Regions from separate parts of the Homo sapiens genome. Here regions 2 and 3 are each linked to region 1. Evidence: chromatin loops called from intact Hi-C (ENCODE). Cell type or tissue: CD4-positive, alpha-beta T cell. All regions are shown on one strand.

What was found. A loop is a pair of places that touch in the nucleus more often than their neighbours do. Peaks named below come from ENCODE experiments on the same cell type or tissue, not always from the same donor. Only the 100,000 strongest peaks of a DNase experiment are listed, where the experiment ranks them.
Region 2: it touches region 1 in a loop (11-fold over the local background); 64 of 110 quality-filtered maps call a loop at or near these places.
Region 3: it touches region 1 in a loop (11-fold over the local background); 45 of 110 quality-filtered maps call a loop at or near these places.

Annotation. Positions count from the first base shown.
Region 1 is chr19:56,061,744-56,069,743 of GRCh38, forward strand. It overlaps NLRP5 (NLR family pyrin domain containing 5), which reads left to right. Exons shown (of 15, transcript NM_001433705.1): 15 at 1-67. It overlaps LINC01864 (long intergenic non-protein coding RNA 1864), which reads left to right and starts at 4,941. Exons shown (of 4, transcript NR_110741.1): 1 at 4,941-5,232. In CD4-positive, alpha-beta T cell, CTCF peaks have their summits at 4,839 (motif pointing right) and 5,039; a DNase peak (open chromatin) is centred at 4,868; H3K4me3 peaks cover 514 bases; H3K27me3 peaks cover 840 bases.
Region 2 is chr19:56,347,278-56,355,277 of GRCh38, forward strand. It overlaps a transcript of ZSCAN5A not described here. Among named protein-coding and RNA genes, the nearest start is that of ZSCAN5A, 36 kb to the left of the region's middle. In CD4-positive, alpha-beta T cell, CTCF peaks have their summits at 1,160 (motif pointing right), 3,367 (motif pointing left) and 3,568; a DNase peak (open chromatin) is centred at 3,354.
Region 3 is chr19:56,248,316-56,256,315 of GRCh38, forward strand. The region is part of intron 2 of ZSCAN5A (zinc finger and SCAN domain containing 5A); the gene reads right to left. LOC124904775 (a long non-coding RNA gene) reads right to left here. Exons shown (of 2, transcript XR_007067350.1): 2 at 6,744-8,000. Among named protein-coding and RNA genes, the nearest start is that of EDDM13, 20 kb to the right of the region's middle. In CD4-positive, alpha-beta T cell, CTCF peaks have their summits at 4,660 (motif pointing left), 5,652 (motif pointing right) and 5,981; DNase peaks (open chromatin) are centred at 4,666 and 5,626.

The sequences.
Region 1 (8,000 bases):
CTGTGAAATGTCCGTCATATCTCAGAGCATATAGAGGGAATTAAATAAACACAAAGCATTTGGAAAAGTTGTCAAGTGGTTTTCTTAACTAGTGGGGATATGGTTTAGGAGCAGAGAGGTTGGGAGGACCTAGATCTTCAAAAGCAGCCCCTGAATTTGGGTACCACAACTAGTGGTGGTTTTTTGTTTTTTGTGTTTTTCTTTTTGTTTTTTGTTTTTTTTTTTTTTTTGAGATGGAGTCTTACTCTGTTGCCCAGGCTGGAGTGCAGTGGCACGATCTTGGCTCACTGCAACCCCTGCCTCCTGGGTTCACAGCATTCTCCTGCCTCAGCCTCCCAAGTAGCTGGGACCACAGGCACCCGCCACCACGCCCGGCTAACTTTTTGTACTTTTAGTAGAGACAGGGTTTCACCATGTTGGCCAGGATGGTCTCAATCTCTTGAGCTCGTGATCTGCCTGCCTCAGCCTCCCAAAGTGCTGGGATTACAGACGTGAGCCACTGCACCTGGCCAACTACTAGTTTTTTAAAGCACATACCTGAATACCAAAGGATGGTGTTACTGTCACTCAATATCTGAACTATAAACATAAAGCCGAATTTATTCCTTAGTGTAATGAAAAGCTGGTCTACCACAGTATCTCTGAGTAGAGCAGACTTCTGATCTTTGTGGGGAGGAATTTGGGGAGGTACAGAATGAGGCTAAACCTTGAAGGTGTAAGTTGGCCTGTGGTTACTCAGGTGAGGCTGATTGGTAGAGGTGTGTTCATCAGAGTGCATCCCTTCTGACTGGCTGAATTTCCAATGCAAAGGGCAGCTGTTGATTGGCTTGCAAAAGCATGTTCACTGAGGTAAGTTGTCTTGGATCCATTTAATGGATTTAAACCTGTCTAGGTAGCTACTTATTACCATGGCTACAGAACCATCAGTCTATTCCTAGAAGAGTGGAAAACTCTTACATTCTTACCAAAATATACTTCTTATGATTTCTTGTATTTATTTCTCTCATCCATGATGACGATGATGAATGATGATAATCTAACACAGCCCTGTATACCATGCCCTGTCCTAAGCAGTATGAATTAACTTATTTGGTCTTTACAACACCTTAGAGGTAAGTATATTTTTTGCTTCCATCTTACAGATGAGGACATTGAGGTGCAGAAAATAATGCACAGCAAGGCCGGGCGGGGCAGCTCACACCTGTAATCCCAGCACTTTGGGAGGCTGAGGCAGGCGGAACACTTGAGATCGGTGGTTCGAGACCAACCTGGCCAACATGGTGAAACCCCGTCTCTACTAAACATACAAAAATTAGCCCCGTGTGGTGGTTCATGCCTGTAATCCCAGCTACTCGGGAGGCTGAGGCAGGAGAATCACTCGAACCCGGGAGGCAGAGCTTGCAGTGTGCTGAGATCATGCCACTGCAATCCAGCCTGGGTGACAGAGCGAGACTCCATCTCAAAAAAAAGAATGCACAGCCAGTAAGTAGCAGAGCTGCCATTCAGACCCAGGAAATCCATTTCTGGAGTTCATTCTACTCATTGAAATGTTGCCTCTACCATACAACCACCTTCCACGAGCCATTCACTGTACTGTGTGTAAACCTCTAACTCCAGCAGCCCCTTTCAAACCGGGGGAATGTTCTAGCATCATTCCCTGTCAGCGTATATTAGACAGGGGCTGGCATGCCCCCTTTTCTGCTCCCATTGCAATGGAGCTAATAAAGTTTATATCAGATATAGGAGGAACGTCAACTCTGCAGTTTATTTGTGGTTATAGTATTAGCATTATCTTCAACCTATGGTTTCTTTGCAGGAATACTTTTTAAATACTTGTGTGTTCTGGGAGTGTTTGTTTATAAAATACTTGGACATTGGACCAATGTGATAGGGTTTACGAGGTGAATGGGTGAAGTAGTGGGGGAAAAGCCCTTCCGAATCAGAGTATCTGTCTTCAGGATACCTCTTCTCCCACATGGGACACAGGCCCATCTAACATAAAGACAGGGCAAGGAGGCCGGGTGCAGTGGCTCACGCCTGTAATCCCAGCACTTGGGGAGGCTGAGGTGGGCAGATCACGAGGTCAGGAGATTGAGACCATCCTGGCTAACACGGTGAAACCCCATCTCTACTAAAAATACAAAAAATTAGCCAGGCGTGGTGGTGGGTGCCTGTAGTCCCAACTACTTGGGAGGCTGAGGCAGGAGAATGGCGTGAACCCGGGAGACGGAGCTTGTAGTGAGCCAAGATCGTGCCACTGCACTCCAGCCTGCACAACAGAGCCAGACTCTGTCTCAAAAAAAAAGGGGGGGGGAGGGGGGCAAGGAAACCACCATTAATGTTTGTGTTAACAAAGCATTACTATGTTAGTCTTGTTAAAGATCTATCACCTTGTATATAGCTAAAAATACACAATGCCCTCCTGTGTCCAGTGCATTATCTTGAGCACTGCTGCCTACCCCACCCCCAACAGTTACAAATATCCCACTTTGTAAAGTTACAGCCAAAGGGAAGGTCAAAGGGAAAAGCCAAGTTTAGAAACAATATTTTTATTTTTTAGAAACATCTCATTATCTTGCCCAGGCTAGTCTTGAACTCTTGGGCTCAAGTGATCCTCCTGCCTCAGCCTCCCAAAGTTCTGCAATTACAGGTGTGAGCCACTGTGCCCAGCTTCAAGTTTTTTATGCTGACCTGTGTTCAAATTCTGGCTGTTTCGAATGATTTTTATGACACTATACAAATGTCAACCTCCATGGGCTTTTGATTTCTTATCTGTAAAGTAGGAAAAATTGTACTTACCCTATAGAATCAAGAAGAGATGAATCTCTGTAAATCAGCTGTAGAAGTGGCTGGAACATTCACTCCACCAATATTTACCTACTTGTATTAGTTGTTTGTTGCTGTTTACAACATTACCACAAACTCGGCAGTTAAAACACGTGATCTCGGTGTTTGAGTCCAGATATGACTCAGCTGGATCCTCTGTCTCAGGGTCTCACAAGGCTGCGATGAAGGTGTTGACCAGGGCTGTGGTCTCATCTGAGACCCAACCGGGACAAGGACCTCTTCCAAGTTCATGCAGGTCCCAGGAACATCCATTTTCAGGCTGCTGGACTGAGGGCCTTGGTTTCTTGACTGTCAGCCCCAGGCCATCCCCAGCTCTTTTCTGCTTGGCCGTCTCCATATGGCAGATTGGATCTTCAAAGCCAGCAAAACAGTCACTCAGCAAGACAGACTTACAATCTCATGGCATCACAGAAGTCAGATCCCATCAACCCTGCCACATTCCGTTTGGATAGAAGTAAGTCACAAGCCCCTCCCACACTTGAGGGAAGGGGATCTGGCAAGATGGGAACACCAGGATGAGGATCATGAAACCGCCTAGAATCTGATGCACTACTCCACACTGGCAGAAAGCTGTGTTCTACTCACTGCTGCCTGTTGGAAAAGAGTTTCTTTCTCTTGAGCCTCTTGGCCATTTCCAAGGGTAGAGGGAGTTACCCAGGTGCTACGGCTAGGAGGGAGGAACTGGACCTTCTAAGTGCTCTTCACAAGCCTCCTGTCTCCAGATGTGTACACACTTTCCTCTTTCATGCAGCAAGCTTTGCTGAGGGTGGGATGGGTGGGCGGAATACTGATTGTGGCGAAGTGCTAGGAGGCTGCAGATACAGACCACTTGCCTCAGAGTCTGTGTGTGTGTGTGGTGGCGGGCGGGGGGACGGGGGTTGGTGTTTTTTTTTTTTTTTTTTTTTTTTTTTTTTTTTGAGACAGTTTTGCTCTTGTCACCCAGGCTGGGTTGCAATGGTACAATCTAGGCTCGCTGCAACCTCCGCCTCCCGGGTTCAAGCAATTCTCATGCCTCAGCCTCCTGAGTAGTGGGGACTACAGGTACCCGCCACCACGCCTGGCTAGTTTTTGTATTTTTAGTAGCGATGGGGTTTCTCCATGTTGGCCAGGCTGGTCTCGAACTCCTGACCTCAGTTGATCCACCCGCCTTATCCTCCCAAAGCACTGGGATTACAGGTGTGAGTGACCATACCCAGCCTGGCCTCAGAGCTTTGAATAATAGGGATGATACCTTGATTTCTACCCAACTCCTTGTTTCTTATTCTAAATTCCTAAACGTAGAGGATGAAGTAATGATGAGTCTGTATAAACCCTATAACCCTATGTGCTGGCCGCTGCCCTCAGGCTGATAGTGCAGGACAAAGATCCCTGTTCTCCTAAAATGTATTACCTTCTAATGAAGGACAAATGCATGAATTGCAGCTGTTCTCACAGCTAAAATGGCAGGTTCGCAAGAGACTAGGACTATTCTATTTTTCTAGACTAGCTATCTTTGAGGTCTGAGAAAAACTTTTTTCTGCACTGCTGGTTTTTCGTCAAGTTTGGGACATGACATACCATGAAAATGTACCCTTCCTACATAGTTTTTCGTTTTGTCTTGTTGTTTGTTTTTAACATTTGTACCACGGGGAGGGAAGAGCATCAGGAAGGCAACGGACCCGGTCCTGGAGGGCAACCGTGGGGAGTCCCAGGCCCCCGCTGCCTGGTGCATCACATCGTGGGTAGGACAGGTGGGAGCGCTGTCTCCCTGCTGATCTGGGCTCTTATCTCTATGAGGAAGGACCCTTTCCTCACCCGTGAGTCAAACGATAGAGAATTCACCTCCACCTGCCAGCCACGCTGTAGCTGGGGTGTGTGTGGAGCCGCACAAACTCTGATGCTTTGAGCTGCATGGCACAGAACGTCCACCTGAGATCACTGCGTAGAAGCTTCCTGGGAAGGCAATTCCAGGGTCAGTGAACCCCGCGGGACGCCAGCTCCCTGGTTGAGTTTCCCCTGATGGCCGCTGGGTGGCAGCAGAGCGTCATCTTCCCTGAGACCCTCCCGGGAGCAGGGCGGGCTCCTCCCCGCATCCCCACTGTGGATTTTCTCACCGCAGGCACTGCTGACGGTGGGACCGGCCACTTCCACATCGGGGTCCCGCCTGTGGGCTGTAGGGTGTTCAGTGACGTCCCTGCTTTTACCTGCCAGGTGCCTTCCCTCCCGCAGTTGTGACAACCAAGAAAGTCTTCAGACACAGCCGGATGTTACCCGGGGCACCAGCCTGAGACCCGCTGGTCCACGGGAAGCAGGGAGCCCTCCCTCACCAGCACACCCAGCGGCCTCCCCTTCCCCTCGCCGGACGCGACTGGCTCACAGGAAATCCGTGTCAGCCCTGCTCAGAAGGTATCAGCCACTTGTTGGTTCTATTGGAGGTGACAGCTGCTTAGCAGACACCCAAGAATGTAGGTTTGTTCTTTAGCTTTATTCCCCATTGTCAAAATGGAATCAACCAAGATTATCTGGAGGCCCAGGTGTAAAATGAAAATGTGGGTGCTTTGTTCAAAAATTAAGAATTTCAAGATGACTGTGAGTCACTATACTGAGTGCAAAGCCATTCTGAGCCGGGGTCCTGGATGAATGACCCAAGCAGCTGGCCTCCATTGCAGCTGACTGGACCAGGAGCTAGCGTTTGAAGAACAGCCAGTCTTTAAGCTGCCTAATGACCTGTAGGCCGCCTGTGACCAAGGTAAGAGATGAAGTAGGTATCCTTGTTCACAACAGCCAAAAGGTGCAGACAACCCACGTGTCTATCAGCAGATGAATGGGTAAACAAAATGTGGTCTATCCACACAATGAAATATTATTCAGCCATGAAAAAAAGAATGCAGGCTGGGTACAGTGGTTCATGCCTGTAATCCCAGCACTTAGGGAGGCTGAGTTGGGAGGCTCACTTGAACCCAGGAATTTGAGACCAGCCTGTGCAACATGGCGAAACCCCGTCACTACTAGAAATACTAAAAATTAAATAGGTATGGCGGTACAAGCCTATAGTCTCAGCCCGTTGGGAGGCTGAGGTGGGAGGATCACTTGAGCCTGGGAGGTCAAGGCTGCAGTGAACCGAGATTGTACCACTGCAGTCTCCAGCTTGGGTGACAGAGTGAAACCCTGTCTCATTAAAAAAAAAAAAAAAACAACAGGTGCAGTGGCTCATTCCTGTACTTCTAGCACTTTGGGAGGCTGCAGCAGGCAGGTCACCTGAGGTCAGGGGTTCAAGTCCAGCCTGGCCAACATAGTGAAACCTCGTCTCTACTAAAAATACAAAAATTAGCCCAGGGTAATAGCGTGTACCTGTAATCCCAGGTACGCAGGAGGCTGAGGCAGGAGAATCACTTGAACCCAGGAGGCGGAGGTTGCAGTGAGCCGAGATGGCACCACTGCACTCCAGCCTGGGCAACAAAGTAAGACTCCATCTCAATTTAAAAAAAAAAGGAATAAAGGAATATAGTAGCGATACGTGCTACAACATGGATCAACCTCATAAACATTATCCACTGTAAAGAAGCCAGATACAAAAGGCCACTTGTATGATTCCATTGATATGAAATGACCAGAAGAGGGAAATCCACAGAGACACAAGATGAGAGTTTGCCCAGGGCTGGGAGAGGAGCAGGGAATGAGTGACTCTTCCTGGCACGGGGTTTCCTTTTGGAGTGATAGACGTACAACTATGTGAATATACTAAAGCATTATTTAATTGTACACCTTAAAATGGGTGAATTCCATGGTTTGTAAATTATTTTTTAAAAAGCAAAAAATGATGAACCAATATAGTTGCCTCCATCTGAGATCTGATTCAGAATTCCTGAGGAAATAAAGCAGTTAAAAGGCAGGAAATTAGGCTGGAAATTTATTAGTGAAAGTGGAAGATGTGGTTTGCAGAGTGGAGAGAGCTCAGGGCTGTACTTTTATGCAGGGGGTGTTATCAGCACAGTATCCAGGGCTTGTGAAGTTTTCATTAGCCTGAAAATATCTTAGAAACCTGGCAGGGTGTGGTGGCTCACGCCTATAATCCCAGCAATTTGGGAGGCCAAGGTGGGTGGGTCACTTGAGGTCAGGAGTTCAAGATCAGCCTGGCCAATGTGGTGAAACCCCATCTGTATTAAAAACAAAAAATTTAGCTGGGTATGGTGGCAGGCGCCTGTAATCCCAGCTGCTTGGGAAGCTGAGGCACAAGTATCACTTGAACCCAGGAGACAGAGGTTGCAGTGAGCCAAGATCATGCCACTGCACTCCAGCCTGGGCAACAGAGTGAGACTGTCTCAACTGGGGAGAGAGCAAGCTTCAGGTTCCTGAGCCCCACGGCCAATTCTGGTATGGCGGGACCCAGGTGAAGCCTGGGAATATGAATTTTAAAAAGCTTTCCTAAGCCATTCTGATGCAAGTGCTCTTCAGATCACACTCTCAAAGCCAGAACTGCAAAAACGAAGCTCTGAGTGTACCACAAGTGTTGGTCAGAGAGAATACGGGCTGGAGGGTGAGGACCCTGTTTGATGGAGACAGAAAAGAGAAGGAAACTCTGGAGGAGAAGAGCGAAGACAAGTCCTGACTAAGACCATAAACCAGGGGTTGGCAATTTTTTTCTGTAAAAGGCCAAATAGGCCAGGTATGGTGGTTCATGCTTACAATCTCAGCACTTTGGGAGGCCAAGGCGGGAGCATCACTTGAGCCCAGGAGTTCAAGACCAGCCTGGGAAATGTAGTGAGACTCTGTCTCTACAAAAAATAAACTTGAAAAAAAATTAGCCAGGTGTGGTAGTGCACGCCTGTGGTCCCAGCTACTCAGGAGGCTGAGGTGCAAAAATCACTTGACCCCAGGAGGTCAAGGCTGCAGTGAGCCATGATCGCACCACTGCACTCCAGCCAGGGCAACAGAGTGAGATCCTGTCTCCAAAAAAGAGCCAAACAGCAAATATTTTAGGCTTTGGGGGCCATTTAGTCTATTGTAACTGCTCAGCTCTGCTGATACAGGGTAAAAACAAGCATAGGTCTATTGTAACTGCTCAGCTCTGCCGATACAGGGTAAAAACAAGCATAGAAAATACAAAGAGAATTTTGTCACATGCAACATGGATGAACCTGGAGGATATTACATTAAATAAAATGAGCCAGGCA
Region 2 (8,000 bases), 290 kb after region 1:
GTTCCAGGTGCAGGGGTTTTAAATCCATCACAAGGTGATAGGCGCGGGGCTTTGGGTGTTATCAACCGGACACAAACGCGGGGGGCTCTGGGTGCTATCAACTGGGCAAATTCCTAGGAACTGCAGATATAGCTTGCCACAGTATCTTATCAGTTAATTGCACTCTTGGATGTGCTGGGAGTCAGCTTGCACAAGTTAAGTCCTTGAGGAAGGGGGTGAGTAAGGGGCTGTAAGTGAAGGAGCCAAGATGGTGTCTGTCTGGCTCTCTCAGCTAAGGGAGAGTCAATTCAGGTTAAAACAAGGTATCATACTCTAAACTGTCTATAATGGACCAAAAGCCAGATAAGACTCCTGTAGCCTTTATGGAAAGGCACTAATAGAGTATACCTCCTTATCCCGTAATTCAGTTGAGGAACAGCTCATCCTGAAGGACAAGTTTATTACACAAGGCAGCTCCTGATAGTAGAAGGAAACTACAAAACCAAGGTACAGGACCAGACAGCACCTTAGAGAGCCTCCTGAAAGTGGCCACTTCGGTCTTTAATAATATGGACCAGGAGGAGGATGCCCAAAAGAAAGAGAGCAAGCTCGGGAGACGGACAGAGGCTCTAGCAGCAGCTTTGCAGGCTTGCAACATCCAGAATCCCCAAGGTGCATCTGCTAGTTGCTATTGATGTGGCAGGCCAGGGCATTTTAAGGATTGCCCAGGCAGCAAGACGAAGCAACTTCGACCCTGTCCAGCCTGTGGCAAAAACCACTGGAGATGGAATTGCCCCCAGAGGCGGAGGTCACTGGGTTCAGGACCAGTTTCACAGACGGTCCAGCAGGACTGATGGGTCCCGGGGCTCAAATCTCGGCTCCAGCGGTTCAAACTGCCATTATAGCACAGGAGCTCTGGATGATTCTGGAAATTAAAGGAAGGAAAGTAAACCTCCTTCCAAACACTAGAGCTAGTCTCTCTCTGTCTTCTCCTCTCTAATCCAGATCTCCCCTCTCCCCAGAGCATGACCGTAAGGGGCATCTCAGGAAAAAGGCTAATCCAATCTTTTTCTCAACCTTAGTTGACACACGCTTGCAAGCCATTGTCATGATAGCTCTACTAGTCAGAAAAGCCTCCAAGTTAACCCTAGGAAATAATTTAACTGTTTACAGCCCACATAATGTAGCAGAATCACGGTCCTCTAGGGGGAGCTCTTAGCTGACAGCCAGTAAAGCAAGATGTACATAAGGCAGGATAAGCAGTAGTCACTCTCCCCAGGCACAAACGCTCAATTAGCTGAGCTAATAGCTCTTACAAGAGCACCTAAATTAAGCAAGGGAAAGGCAGCTAACATTTACACTAACTCCAAGTATGCTTTCATAGCTCTCCATGCTCATGCTGGGGCCATTTAAAAGGAAACACATTTTCTTACCACTAATGGATCTCCTATAAAATATCACCAGGAAATTAGCAGGTTATTATCCTCAGTTTTTCTTCCACAAAAAAATAGCAAGGATGCATTTTAAGGAACATTAAAAGGAAACAAGGTAGCCGAAAGAAATAAATTAGCTGATCAGGCAGCTAAGTCAAAGGCATGAAAGCTTCGAGGTATTAACACACTTCAAGCCCCTTCTAATCTAAAAAGACTCTGTAAGAGAAATTAAACCTCAGTATTCCCCTACAAAAATAGAATAGACTACTTCTCTAGGGCATACTTTTCAGCCCTCAGGATGGCTACAGTCAGGATGGCAAACTCTATTTGCCAGCCTCCAGCCAATGAAAAGTTCTTAAAATCCTTCACCAAGCTTTTCACTTGGGAAAGGATAAAACTTATCCATGTGCTCAGAAATTGTTTTCAGGCAGGAAACCTCTAAATTGGTTAAGCATGTAACCTCTCTAGCTCACTTCCAGCAGGAACCACCTCTATTTAACCCAAGAAATTTGGTATTAGTAAAACTCTCACCTCTGTCACCTTCCCTAAGCCAAGCTAGGAAGGGCCCTACACTGTTGTTCTCTCAACCCCCTTGGGCAGTAAAAGTTACAGGAATCAACTTGTGAATACATCACGATCAAGCCAAAGCCTGCAAAGCTGAGGAAGCAACCCCTGACGGTCCAGAGGAATGTCCTCAATATCAGTGTGAAGAAATAGAAGATCTTGGCCGAGCGCGGTGGCTCACGCCTGTAATCCCAGCACTTTGGGAGGCCGAGACGGGCGGATTACGAGGTCAGGAGATCGAGACCAGCGTGGCTAACATGGTGAAACCCTGTTTCTACTAAAAATACAAAAACTAATTCAAATTAGCCGGGTGCAGTGGTGGGCGCCTGTAGTCCCAGCTACTCAGGAGGCTGAGGCAGGAGAATCGCTTGAACCCGGGAGGTGGAGGTTGCAGTTAGCCAAGATCACACCACTGCACTCCAGCCTGGGCGACAGAACAAAACTCCGTCTCAAAAAAAAAAAAAAAAAAAAAAAAAAAGTAGAAGATCTTAAGCTGAAAATCATAAAAGATAAGTAACTGAGTGAGGGCTACGCATCTTACTCAGTCCCACTCCTACCTTATCAAATACTTTTTATTATTTCTAAACTTTCCTCTCAAAGTTCACTGCCAAATATTAGAACTTCTTTTTAATGCATATTTGCAGAGAGATTTAATTATTCATAGAATCATATTTGTAACTTTGTAAATCCCCAAAGGGACATGTTATGTCTTGGCAAGTAAAGTTTTAAATGAAAATTATTTACTATGCCACTCTTGTGAAAATTGTTCTAGTCAAGCTACTATTTGCAATAGAACTAAACGCTGTGGCACTCACAATGTGGAATTCTGGTTGTAAAATTCTAATTGCTGTAATATTTTGCCAGATTATCATCCTTATAACAGGATTAATAATTGCAGGAAAAATTTAGTCAAGGTTGTTTTGCTTATAGCAGGACTAATAGTTATGGATAAGAAGCATGAAAGTTATACCATCACTAAGTTTGAAAAGACTTTTTACTAAAGGTTGGTAATATAATACACACTATGAAAAGGTTATAAAGGAAGAGATTTTATGTACGGAAGGATTTTGTATGGTAAATTCTTGTACTAAAGGGAAATAACCGGTTGTTTAAAGAAAGGATGTTTAGGACAAATCAAAAAGTGTAAAGGTGTTGTAAGAAGGTTTATAAAAGTCATAAAAGAATTTAGTAATTAAAGGAAAGGAATTGTCAAAATTAACGCTAAAGTTATTTTAGCCACCCAATAATGTCTTTCTCCCAATCATATTGCAAGTTGTAAAAATGGCCTAGGCCTAAAGTTATTCTCTAACGGCAGATTAAGGGGGAAATGTCCGCTTTTCTCTAGGAAAAAGTTACCGCTATATTAACGTTTCTGGTAATGTACACCGACATCTAGTGGAGGCAAGCCAGTATTGCAATCCATTGGTGTAACTAAAAGGTGTCAAACTCTACTGTCAGTTATGGTCTAACAGGGCCCCCCACTAACGGTGGTAATTTTAATAATTGTATCCTAACCCTACATTTTAAATCTTCTTGTAAAATTTATATTTTTTCACCTTAAATCAAATAAAGTTTAATATTTTAATATTTTATTAAATAATGTTTTATTTAATAAAACATTAAATAAAGTTTAATAGAAGCAATTAAACTTTAAATGGTGCTGTGAGCTGAGCCACACACAGACATGCCATTCTTCTGAGAACCTCAGATCAACCACAGGAGAAGGCCCAATTGCTGTCCCCCCCCAACCACACGCCCCTTTTCAGCAGACAGTACCCAGAAAGAATCATCATCTAACACCCCCTAACAGCAGTTAGGTTTACTTCTCTTTGAGGGGGGGATATTACAGGAGTTATTAAGAAATCATTTTAGGCATACAGTAAGGGTAAAGGTTCTTGGTGAAAATTTTCCTGTAATAAGAAATCTCTTTTCTAACCAAGCAATCTCTTTTCTAACCAAAAAGGCGGCTTCAAGGGCCGGGCTGACAAGCTTTGATATGCAAATGCTGGCCACTAGAAACTGGGTCCACTCAACATGGTGATTCCCACCGTCTTCTCCTTGTTACCACCTGTGCAAAGTGTGAAGGCCACCTCCAAGTAACACCATGTGTTCAAACCATCATGGCAACCCACATTTGCATATTAAAAGGCTATGGCGGGAGGGCCTGGTTTCTCCCAGGCTACATGAATAACACACCTGGTCAAGCCAATCCTTTGGGCCCTATGCAAACCAGATACTGCCTCCTCCAGCCTCCAGATATAAGGGACTGTCTTTCTGTTGCGCACAGGGTCTATCTCTGTTCCTTTCCCATGTCTCAGTACGGGGGAGCTGTTCTCTTCTTTCTTCCTTCTTACTTGCTATTAAACTTTTCACTCCTTAAAACTACTCCACATGTGTCCATGTCGTTAATCCTATCAGCACCAGACCAAAAAGCCTGGTAATCGTCCAGTCATCGGAGCTGTATCAAAATGAACTTGGGCTGCTCTGTCCCAATGTCTCCATCCTTTGCATCTTAACCTGTCGCAGAACAAGAAAAGTGGTGCCGCTAAGATTGCACAGGTGCAGCGAATACGAACCTGGGAAGACTGTGGTGTTTCTTTAGATGGCTGGTGGATCTATCTGGATTGAAGGGATTCCTTTTCCCAGCAATAATTTTACAGACCTGAGACGTTTGCAAGATGAAATTGTGTTGCGGGATGAAGATGTCATTACACTTTCTTACCCAAAGTCAGGTAGGGAAGTGGGACCCGAAACTCAGGAAGGGATGCGGTGAAGATACTGATGGAGTGCCTTCTTTATGCCCTGCGCTTGGGTATGCTTTGGTGGATAGTGTGGGGTTTTTTTGTTTGTTTGTTTCTTTGTTTTTGAGACGGAATCTCGCTCTGTCACCCAGGCTGGAGTGCAGTGGCACGATCTCAGCTCACTGCAAGCTCCGCCTCCTGGATTCACGCCATTCTCCTGCCTCAGCCTCCCAAGTAGCTGGGACTACAGGCGCCGATAGTGTGGTGTTTTAACAAAGCTTCTACTCAGAGAGACGGATTAAACCAGACAATTAAACATAATGCAAATGAATGTGATTACTGGGGCACTGTAGAGACAGAGAGAGACATGAGATCCCACAGAAGCTAAGGCAGATTTAAGTGATCATGCAGGATGGTTAGAAGGGACTGATTATTGAAAGAATTTCGGTGAAAAAATAAACATTTATCCTTAGATGCTGAGCGTGAATGTGAGACTGTTAGATGTAAAAGAAAAAATATTCTGACACTTGGGTAAATGGTGAGGAAGAATATTCAAGACAATTGCAACAGGGGAGAGAGACCCAACTCTGAATATAGCAATGATAGTTGGTTTTTTGTAGACAATTATCAAAGTAAGGCGGTCAGTGGGTGGGAAATTACAAAGAACAACTTGATTAGGTATCAGGAGCAGAATCCTTGCTAAAGGCAGGCCAAAGATTTAGACATTAAGAGTGGAACATGGGAAATCTGATCAGGTATCAAGGATGGGGGGATTCTCATTACCCTTGTTGAAACTGGGTGCAACACAGTTTCAACACAGATGTCCAAAGTCCAGGCCTAGTCAGGAAGAGGACTCAGGGAAGCCCAAGTCAAGTCTGGTCGAGGAGAAGGTCTTTGCCAGATGGCAGTGTTTCGATCTATTACACTACAGACATTGTGGGCCACATAATACATTTTCAGGGGGAAGAGGGCTGTCCTGTGCATTGTAGGATGTTTAGCTGCATCCCTGGCCCCTGCCCACTGGAGTCAGTAGCATACTCAAGTGTGATAACTCAAAATGTCTGCAGTCACTGTTAATTTTCCCTTGAGGTGGACACAGTTTACCCCAGCTGAGAACCGCATGGATGAGGAGAAGGCACATACATATGCCTGAGGTTTCAGGCAAAGAATAGTAGACATGTGTTGGTGTCATGCATTGAGGCAGAGATCGCTGGTGGAGAAGCACATACAGGGAAGCTGGGATTATCGAGTGTAACGGATACTACAGTGTAACTAGAGAAAGAATATGAAAGGTGGGAAAATGGGAGTGAAAATATTGTAATATTTAGCAAGTGCATGTGTGCAGTGGTTCAATGGTCTATTCTGTGCATTAAGACTATTTGGTGCCATTGTTTTACTGGGCTGAGCTTATTTCACTTAACATAATTTCTTCCAGTTCCCTCCCTCCATGTTGGCTGCACATGACAGTTTTGCTCTTTTTAAAATGATATTGAGGCCGGGCGCGGTGGCTCACGCCTGTAATCCCAGCATTTTGGGAGGCCGAGGCGGGCGAATCAGGAGGTCAGGAGGTCAGGAGATCGAGACCATCCTGGCTAACGGCGGTGAAACCCCGTCTCTACTAAAAAAAAATACAAAAAATTAGCTGCGCGTGGTGGCAGGCACCTGTAGTCCCAGCTACTCGGAAGGCTGAGGCAGGAGAATGGCATGAACCCGGGAGGCAGAGCTTGCAGTGAACCGAGATCGTGCCACTGCACTCCAGCCTGGGTGACAGAGCGAGACTCTGTCTCAAAAAATAAAAATAAAATAAAAAATAAATAAATAAATAAATAAAATGATATTGAGCAGTGGGAGCAAGAATATTAGGGCATCCAACAGCCCAAAGGTGGAAGCAGCCCACATGTCCATCGACAGATGAACAGATAAACAGAATGTACTCTATACAAACAATGGAATATTAGTCGCCCTTAAAAGAGAGGAAGTTCTAATACATGGTACCACATGGATGGACCTTGAGGGCACTATACTATGTAAAAGTCAGGCATGAAAGGATAAATACTGTGTGATCCAGTCATAGGAGGTACCTGGTATAGAAATATTCATAGAGAGGGAAAGTAGTGTGGTGGTTGCGAGGAGCTGATGGGAAGAGAATAAAAAGAGTTGCTTTTTAATGTTTACAGAGTTTCAATTTTGCAAAGAGAAAAACATTCTGGAGATGGATGGTGGTGATGGTTGCATGATAATGTGCATATTTACTGAACCGGACACTTACAAATGGTTAAGCCAGTCAATTGTTTGTTTGTATTTTACCACAATTTAACATTTTAAAAGTTGGTTTTTTAAAAGAGTATTATGACAAAACAGGGTAAAGATGGCCACATAAAGGTGAAAGGAACAGAGTACCTCTAGAATAAAGCATCAGTTGAATGCACTTAAGACTAAGATGAGGAATGAAAACACCAGTTGGATTGATGGGCAGGGGCATTATTGCTGAAATAACACAGGGTCTTTAAGATGTAGTGGTGGGGTCAATGTCACATTGAAGTAGGTGACACCTTCTTCTTTTTTATTCAGGAAGCTTTTGGATAGTGGAAATCATCAGTCTGATCCACTCCAAGGGAGATCCTAGTTGGGTCCAATCTGTTGTTCCCTGGGATCGTTCACCATGGATAGAAGTTAAACGTAAGAAAGCAGGTTTAGAGAGTCAGAAGGGCCCACACCTCTACACCTCCCACCTTCCCATTCAGCTCTTCCCCAAGTCATTCTTGAATTCCAAGGCCAAGGTGAGTTAATAATGGAATGTCAGCGTGGACCACTTTCTGACGGCTGAATGACTGTGTTTTAGGGACAGAGTTAAAATGCGATTCCCTAAACTATGCATATTAGAAAATCTTGTTCCAATCTACTGTGTCATATACAAGACAATGTTTCTGGTATTTCCCCAGGAAATCCTCAGCCTTCATTTAAGTAAATCCTGGCTACATCCCCAAAACTGAGGACCCCAACATTAATATGCTCATGTGGAAAGCATCTTAGCTGTAAACCAGCACCTGAATTTCAGAGGAAATGTGGGTGTGACACTGATATTTGAAACCCAACGTGGTTTTTCTATTGAGGATAGTAATCATGATGTGGGGCATTTTGTTCCCAATTGACAGCTCCACGGGTCTCCCATACATAATTTCAGAAGCTCCACATGAAGCCTCTAGCATTGAGTAACCCTGGGCAGTAAGTGTGAACTTTTTCTCATGATAGATTATTGCTTAAATCAAAACTTACCAAAACT
Region 3 (8,000 bases), 190 kb after region 1:
AGTGGTGTAATCACAGCTCACTGCAGACCTGACCTCCACGGCTCAAGCAATTCTGCCGTCTTGGCCGCCGGAGTAGCTGGGACTAGAACACACCACACCATGTCAGCTAATTTTTGTATTTTTTTGTAGAGAGGGGTTTTGCCACGTTGCCCAGCCTGGTCTTGAACTCCTGAGTTCAAGTGATCTGCCTGCCTCGGCCCCCCAAAGTGCTATTACGGGTGTGAGCCACTGCATCCTGTATTGTTTGTATTAGGCTTTATTAGTATTATTTTATTCAAATTTTTTGAAATAATTTTTTGTAGTGATGGGATCTGGTTTTGTTGCCAAGGCTGGTCTCAAAGTCCTGGCCTCAAGCGATCCTTCCACCTTGGCCTCCAGAAGTGCTCGGAGTATACGTGTGAGCCACCACGCCTGGCTAATGACTTTTTCAGAGCTGTTTTAGGTTCACAGGGAAATTCAGTGGACAGCACAGAGTTCCCCTAGACTCCCTCCCCACACGGCACAGCCTCTCCCCGCCCAGCATCCCCAGCAGAGCGGTGCACCTGTTCCATCAGTGAGCCTGCCTGGACATATCACCACCACCCAGAGTCCATGGTGTTCATTAGGGCTCGCTCTGGGTGTTGTACATCCTGTGGGTTTGGACAAAGGCCTCATGAGTATCCACCACTGGAGTATCATGGGGGATATTTTCACTGCCCCCCCCGAATCCTCTCTGCTCTGCCTATTTATCTCCCCGCCCCAGATGGTGTATTTCTTGGTCTAAATTTGGCAACTTCTAAATTCCTGATTTGAATCTTGAACTACAGAGGCATTGGGAGTCTCTGGTGACTAGTTGGTCTTAGTGATAGTACCACATCCTGAAGGCTTTGCTAATCTACAAAAGGGTGGGCCCTGATCCCAGAGCTTCCAGTTTAGTAGATCAGGGGTGTGGCCTTAGAGTTTGCATTGAAAAATAGACTTCATTTTATTTTAGACCAAGTCTCACTCTGTCACCCAGGCTGGCTGGAGTGCAGTCGCGCAATCTCGGCTCACCCCAACCTCCACCTCCCGGGTTGAAGCAATTCACTTGCCTCAGCCTTCTGAGTAGCTGCAATTACAGGTGTGCCGCCACCACGCCTGGCTAATTTTTTATTTTTAGTAGAGACAGGGTTTCGCCATGTTGGCCAGGCTGGTCTGGAGCTTCTGATCTTGGGTGATCTGCCTGGCTCAGCCTCCCAATGTGCTGGGATTACATGAGCACGAGCCGCCATACCTGGCCTTAGATTTCATCTTAGAATATCTTTCAAAAGTCTATAGAGCTCGCCAATGCTCTGCACCATTTCCCCCACTGTTCACATGGTTCTTTAATACGGCACATTTGCCACAAGCGATGAGCTGACTCTGTATATTGCTGTGAACTCAGGTGCCTATTTTATTGAGACCTCCTCAGTGTTGATACGATGGCCTCCTCTTCCTTCTTTTCCATCCAAGGCGCCACATTGCCTTGAGTTGTCATGCCTCCCTAGGCTCCTCTTGGTGAAAATTTCTCAGATTTTACTTGTTTTAAATAACCTGAGCATCTGCATTTTCAGTGATGCTGATGCTGCTGGTCTTGGGAGGGTATTTCATGAATGGCTGGTTGAGCTCACAGAGGCAGAGACCAGAGATCCTCAGAACTCCGGAAATAGGCTGGATTCATTTATTAAAGTTCACTGTTGTGACACCTCGGTTCTTGTCTTCTTAATTTAAAGGAATGTAAACAATAGACACACAGTAAAAGAGATGCAGCATAGAGTAATTCATTGCAAAGGAATAAGAAAATTTTGAAAGGTAAGGGCAGAATAGACAGGACACCCTGAGAGAGTGGATTTAAGGCTGGCTGCTCCTAAGGATAAGATAGCAAAGACCTGCTCAAGAGCGACTCCCTTTCTCCATCCCCAGACAATTTTGAAACATATTGATGCCTGACTCTCACCCTCAAGAGATACGAGTTTGAGTCGATACTTGGAAATCAGGTTTAAAAAATTTTTCCAGGTAATTCTAATGTGCAACAAAGGTTGAGAACCACTGGTGTACAGTATAAAGAGAAATTTCTAGCATCTCGCTTCATTTACTGTAACCTCGTGGCCCTCAAATTTTTAATGTGCATATAATTCACCCTCAGATCTTGTTAAAATGCAGGGTCTGATTCAGTGACAGGCTCCAGGTGAGGCACATGCTGCTCGTCAATAGACCCTCATTTCAGTGGTGAGGAGGCAGTCTCCTCTGGGTTCCAGCTTTGCATCAACTGAGCAAAATCTTACCATCTCTTACTGCTCAAGTCAGCATCTTGAGGCCAGTGTCTGATAAGTGCATTTGAAATATTCAATCCTTCTGGTTTCTTACCCAGAATGCTACACTAAGTGTTTTATTTCTCCCACATCCGCTCCTACCCAACGGCTTTCCACCCATTATCACATGGCAGCCATACTGAGTATGAAAGTGAGCAAATCTAATCCTGCTGTTACACTCTTTACATTTTATTTTCTATGGATTCTATTCTTTTTAGCAAAAAGACCATGTGCTTTATGTGGCCTAAGCTATTCAACTAAATGACCACTGATCCCAGCACTTTGGGAGGCCAAGGCAGGCAGATCACGAGGGCAAAAGATCAAGACCATCCTGGCTAACACAGTGAAATCCTGTCTCTACTAAAAATACAAAAAATTAGTCAGGTGTGGTGGCATGCACCTGTAGTCCCAGCTACTTGGGAAGCTGGGGCAGGAGAATCGCTTGAACCCGGGTGGCAGAGATTGCAGTGAGCCAAGATCGTGCCACTGCACTCCAGCCTGGGCAACAGAGCTAGACTCCGTGTAAAAAAAAAAAAAAAAAAGACCACTGATGACCCTTGTGACTGTCAGTCTCTGTTACCCTCCGTACTTCAGGAAGACCCTTCTGTATTCAGTGACTGACTGGGGGTGCCTTTCTCCATGATGTTTAATTTTTTTGAATGGGGGATGTCTATGGCCCATTTTTGGTGCTTTTCTGTGTAGTTGAAGATACACTAGTTTTGGACTTTTGGCCTTTATCCACTTTCTAGCGTATTCTTTCTCTGGGGAAAAATGATTGGGAGTTTCGAAAGAGAATCTGCATTGAGAAGCTGTATCAGTCAGAGTCCAATGAAGAGAAAAAAACCCACAGCAATTTGCACAAGCAGCATTTAATATAAAGCAGGGGCTGGCACACGATGGCCTGCTACCTTCAATAGCCCACAGCTAGAAAATAGTTTTGTGTGTGTGTGTTTTACAGGGTCTTATTCTGTCACTCAGGATGGAGTGCAGTAGCATGATCATAGCTTACTGAAGCCTTGATCTCCTGGGCACCAGCTTCCAGCAGGTGATTGTGTTAAGTGAAATAAGCCAGTCCAAGTTATCCTGCCCGCTCAGCCTGGCTAATTTTTAAATGTTTTTATAGAGACAGTGTCTCACTATGTTGCCCAGGCCAGTCTCAAAGTCCTGAGCTCAATTGATCTTCCTGCCTTGGCCTTCCAAAGCGCTGGAATTACAGATGTGAACCAGCACACCTGGGCAAGAATTGTTTTTTATATTTTTAAAGTGTGGTAATATGAGCAAACCAGAGAAGAATATCCAACATAGACCAAATAGCCTGCAAAACCTAAAATATATATTCTCTGCTCCTTTGTGGAAAAAAGCTTTCTGACCTCCAAAATAAAGATTTATTGACCACAACATGGGCCTAACTATAAAGAAAAAAGAATTCTGAAGGATACCTAGGGAGGAAGGTTTCTCAGAGGAATGGGAATCCATTGACAAATTTTAAAGAATGGAGCAGCACAATTGGGTTTACCTAATTTAAAGCTCAACATGCCTGTCAAGTGATAATGGATTGGAGGGTGCTGGGTAAGAGAGGATATGGGAGCAATCAAGATTCTCTTATGGTTTTCTGGGAGAGAAAAAGGAGAACTGATGGATTCAGGTGCACCTACCCAAACCTGGCTTGAGCAGGTGAGAGGCTGTAACAACGCAAAGGTTGGGGCCGCCCAGGAGAAAAAGGATTACACCACCCAAAATTGAGTTTGAATGTTAAGACTGAGGACACACACATACCCACACTCCAAGAGGGTATGAAGCTTATTACATAACAGGATTTCTGAAGAGAGCAGAGTGGGCTTTCCCAAGCTGGTCTGAATGTGGCTTGAGAGGGCAGAGAAAGGAGGCTGGTTTGGGGTTGGGGTTTTATGGTGCTTAGGGGATGGGCCACAGCCAGGGGTACTGCACAGGGTTTGAACTCCCCACTGGCACTAGAAGAGGGAGTACCCAGGTTTTCTAATCAGCTTGTCCAGCTGTGGGGTGATAAGAAACAAACATCAAACATGGTCAAACTTTTAATAATCCCAAGGAAAGAGCAAGTCAAAAGTGGAGGTATGAACCTCAACGTCTGGGTGAGGCCTCTGGTTGGGCAAGGGTGGGACCATGGTCACCAGGGGAAATAGGAGGCAGCCTTCTGGGGTCCAGGGGCCAAGGCTGGTGGCTGGAGTATGGAGAGGCCTGTGGTAAGGCAGCCACAGGCAGGAGCTGGGGTCGTGAACACGCCAGGGGGCCCCATTCACGTGGGGCTGACAAGGCCATAACAGGAGCAAGAAGAAAGACAAGATGGCGGCGCAGTGGCGCCTCTTCCTCCTGGGATATCCCTCCCACCCCCTCTAGTGGCAGAGCCTAGCACTGCGCTCCCTGCAAAGTTGCCAGGACAGCTCCGTGATTGCAGGGCCGGCACTGAACCTGTGGACTTAGAAGCTGGGAGGCAATTGACTGGTAACTGACACAGAAGCCCTGTTCCTTTCCCTTGCAGAGGTGTGAGCCTATAGGTTCAGTTACTCTGGAGGCTGAGGTGGGAGGATCACCTGAGCCTGGGAATTTTGAGCTGTGATTGTGCCACTGCACTCCAGCTTGGGTGACAGAGCAAGAGGCTGTCTCAAAAAAAAAAAAAAAAAAAGTCCTCTGGATGGTCAGAAGAGCAACAGAAGGTGGGCAGGGAGGAGGGGTGGAGGGGGAGAGAAAAAAAGATGGAGAGAGAAATTTGTGGACCCCAAGAATATAGCTCACCTAGAAAGGTTGGAACACCTGAAATGGAAGTAGTGGCTTGTCCGCAGGATCATAGAACTTGTAAAAGAATCCCGTGCACCAAATAAAGCACGCAAATAACAGGAAAATGCCAGAAAGCTGAACACCTGGGTGGCAGTCTGTGCACCCCAGTGAAGGGACGTGAACAAGTGGCTCCCATCGGTGTGCTGGCAAGACACACACTGGCTGGAGGTGAGGGTTGTGATATTAAGGACTGAGGTGAACAGTTTTGAACGTTGGGATGTCAACAGAATGAGGACGCGTGGGGAGACGTTATCCGGTGTTACAGACACTAAATACATTTTTTTTTCTTACAATAAGAAGTTGAAGATCTGAGTGGATGAGAACTGGAGAAAGTAGGGATGCAGTGTCTCTTCGTCAATTCAGGTTTTGCACGGGGTAAGGTGGCTGTGTCTAAGCCGGTGCCACTAGCATCATACGCACCCAGCTTATGTTAAAAATTTAAAGTTAGAATGATTTTATAGCTAATTTGTATAGTTATGACAGATGTCCAGCAGATGGCAGAAAAGATCTTGTTCTAACAGATAACAGCTAGATGGTTCTGCTTCTGTTTGACATTAAACATAACCAAAGCGTCAAACAACAGAAAAGGTTATCTAACTGATATACCAGTGAATGAGCATCTTTTTTTTTTTTTTTAAATAAGTCTTCCTCTTCTGTTAGTGTGAGGCTAAATTTGGTGGTTCATATGATGGTTCACTCGATCTGACATTTTTTTCTTGTACTCTACTAGAATGTATATTTAAATTTTATAATGAAATATTTTATTATTATACAAATCATTGTTGTTGGTCCCAAAGTATTACATAAACTTTGGTTGCTATATATAATTACATTCTAATTAGTGTATAGACTATTTTATTTATTATACAATTTCAGGAGGAGACCAATGTTTTCATCATCTTACCTATTAGTTGTAACAAATTCTAGGATAAACTGCTAACATTATTATATTATTTTTTCTGGTGTCAAATGAGGTCTTTGTAGCATGTGTCACAATGTCCTCCCTTTGGAAAGGGGAATAATATTCCATTGTACAGATGGACCATATTTTGTTTATCTATTCCTTCAGTGAACGCTTGGGTAGCTCCTACTTCTGAGCTATTGTGAATAACGTTGCAATGAACATAGGAGTATGAGTTCCTGCTTCCAATTTTTTAGGTACATAAGCAGAAGTGGCATTCCTGGATTATATCGTAATTCTATGTTTAATTTTTGGGGGGGGCTGCCATGCTGTTTTCCTTGTGTATTAACAGTATACCAGGGTTCCCATTTCTCCACATCCTTGGCAAAATTTGTTATTTTCTGTTTTTTGATAGCAGTGGTGTGGTTTTGATTTACATTTCCCTAATTATTAGTGAGGTGGAGTGCCTTTTCTTGTGTCTGTTGGCCATTTGTAGACCTTCTTTGGAGAAATGTCTAAGTTCTTTGCCCATTTTAAAATCATGTTGTTAGTGTTTTGTTGTTGAGTTAGCGTTCTTTATATACTCTGGAGATGAACCCCTTTTCAGATATGTAATGTGCGAATATGGTATCCCCCTATTCCATTGGTTGCTTTCACTCTGTTGATTGTGACCTTTGATGCAAAAACTGTGAGTTTTAAAATATATATTTTAAAATATATATTTTCTTATTACAATTTTATTTAGGAATAAGTGAGGTACAGTAAATGGCACGTTATCAGTTTATGATTTGTCGTGTTCTGACATTTTCACAGGCTTTCTGCATTTTTAAAGCTGCTCCCATTGGAAACAGGAAAGGAACTTCCATTTTAGTTAGGAAAGCTTTTGAATAATATTTAGATAGTCCAAAAAATACACAAAGTGATATATAACCTACAATTCCAAGAACGTCAATATTGAGCAAAGCGTGGACAATAGCCGGCTGAGCGCACAAGGTGGGGAGTGGGGAGGGAAGCTATGGATTTGCCTGTGGTAGGGAAGACTTTGCCCAGTCAGCCACAGAGAATTAGAAAGTCTGCCGCCCGCTGCTGCCCACGAGCAAACAGAAAAACAAAAAACCCAACCTGCCTCAGTGCTCACAGGCCGACTCTGTGCCGTAGCCCAGTGCAACTCTCCACCTGCCATCTCACTGTTTCACTCCCTCTAACGGGTCCACGTTGATTAATTCCCAAACCCCTCTTGCCTGTGACCCAACGTGGTTTTTCCCTTTGGCTTTTTTTTTTTCTCCCTCAAAGAAGCTGTTTTTCTTGCCAGCCCTGAGATGGGTTGAATAAACTGATCATAATTACACAGCCTACCTGGACGGATGAAAAACATGGTGTCGTCTATTCTCAGGGTCCCTAGGAGGGTTGTTAGGGTGGTTTTAATGAGTCCCAAAGCACCTGGCTCTATTTCTGCCCGTTGAGCTGCTAAACTGGCATCAAAAAGTTAACTCTGAGGAGGCAGAAAACATGATTTGTTAACTGCTGGCCTCAAGGGTGACTTGATTTATTTCAGGGCTTATTTAAAAAACAGTAATTATTGCCTGTTTCCAATCCTGAAGATAACATACATGCATGTAGTGAATACATTTGGAAATTGTATTCCCATGAAACTTTTAATGAGATATTTGAATAGAACTTGTTAAGTAGCTGGTAAAGTTCAGAAGAGAAAATGCACACACACTAAAAAACTAGAAACACAATAAAAAGAAAGAACAGTCAGGAGGAAATGCTTTAAAATACAGAAAAAAGGATAATGGAGAATATATGTCATCCATAATCCCACCATAAAGAGAGGATTTTAAATTTTTTGTTGTTTTGTTTGTTTGTTTGAGACAGGGTCTTACTCTGTTGCCCAGGCTGGAGTGCAGTGGTGCGATCATAGCTCACTGCAGCCTTGACCTCCTGGGCTCAAGCAATCCTCCCTCCTCGGCCTC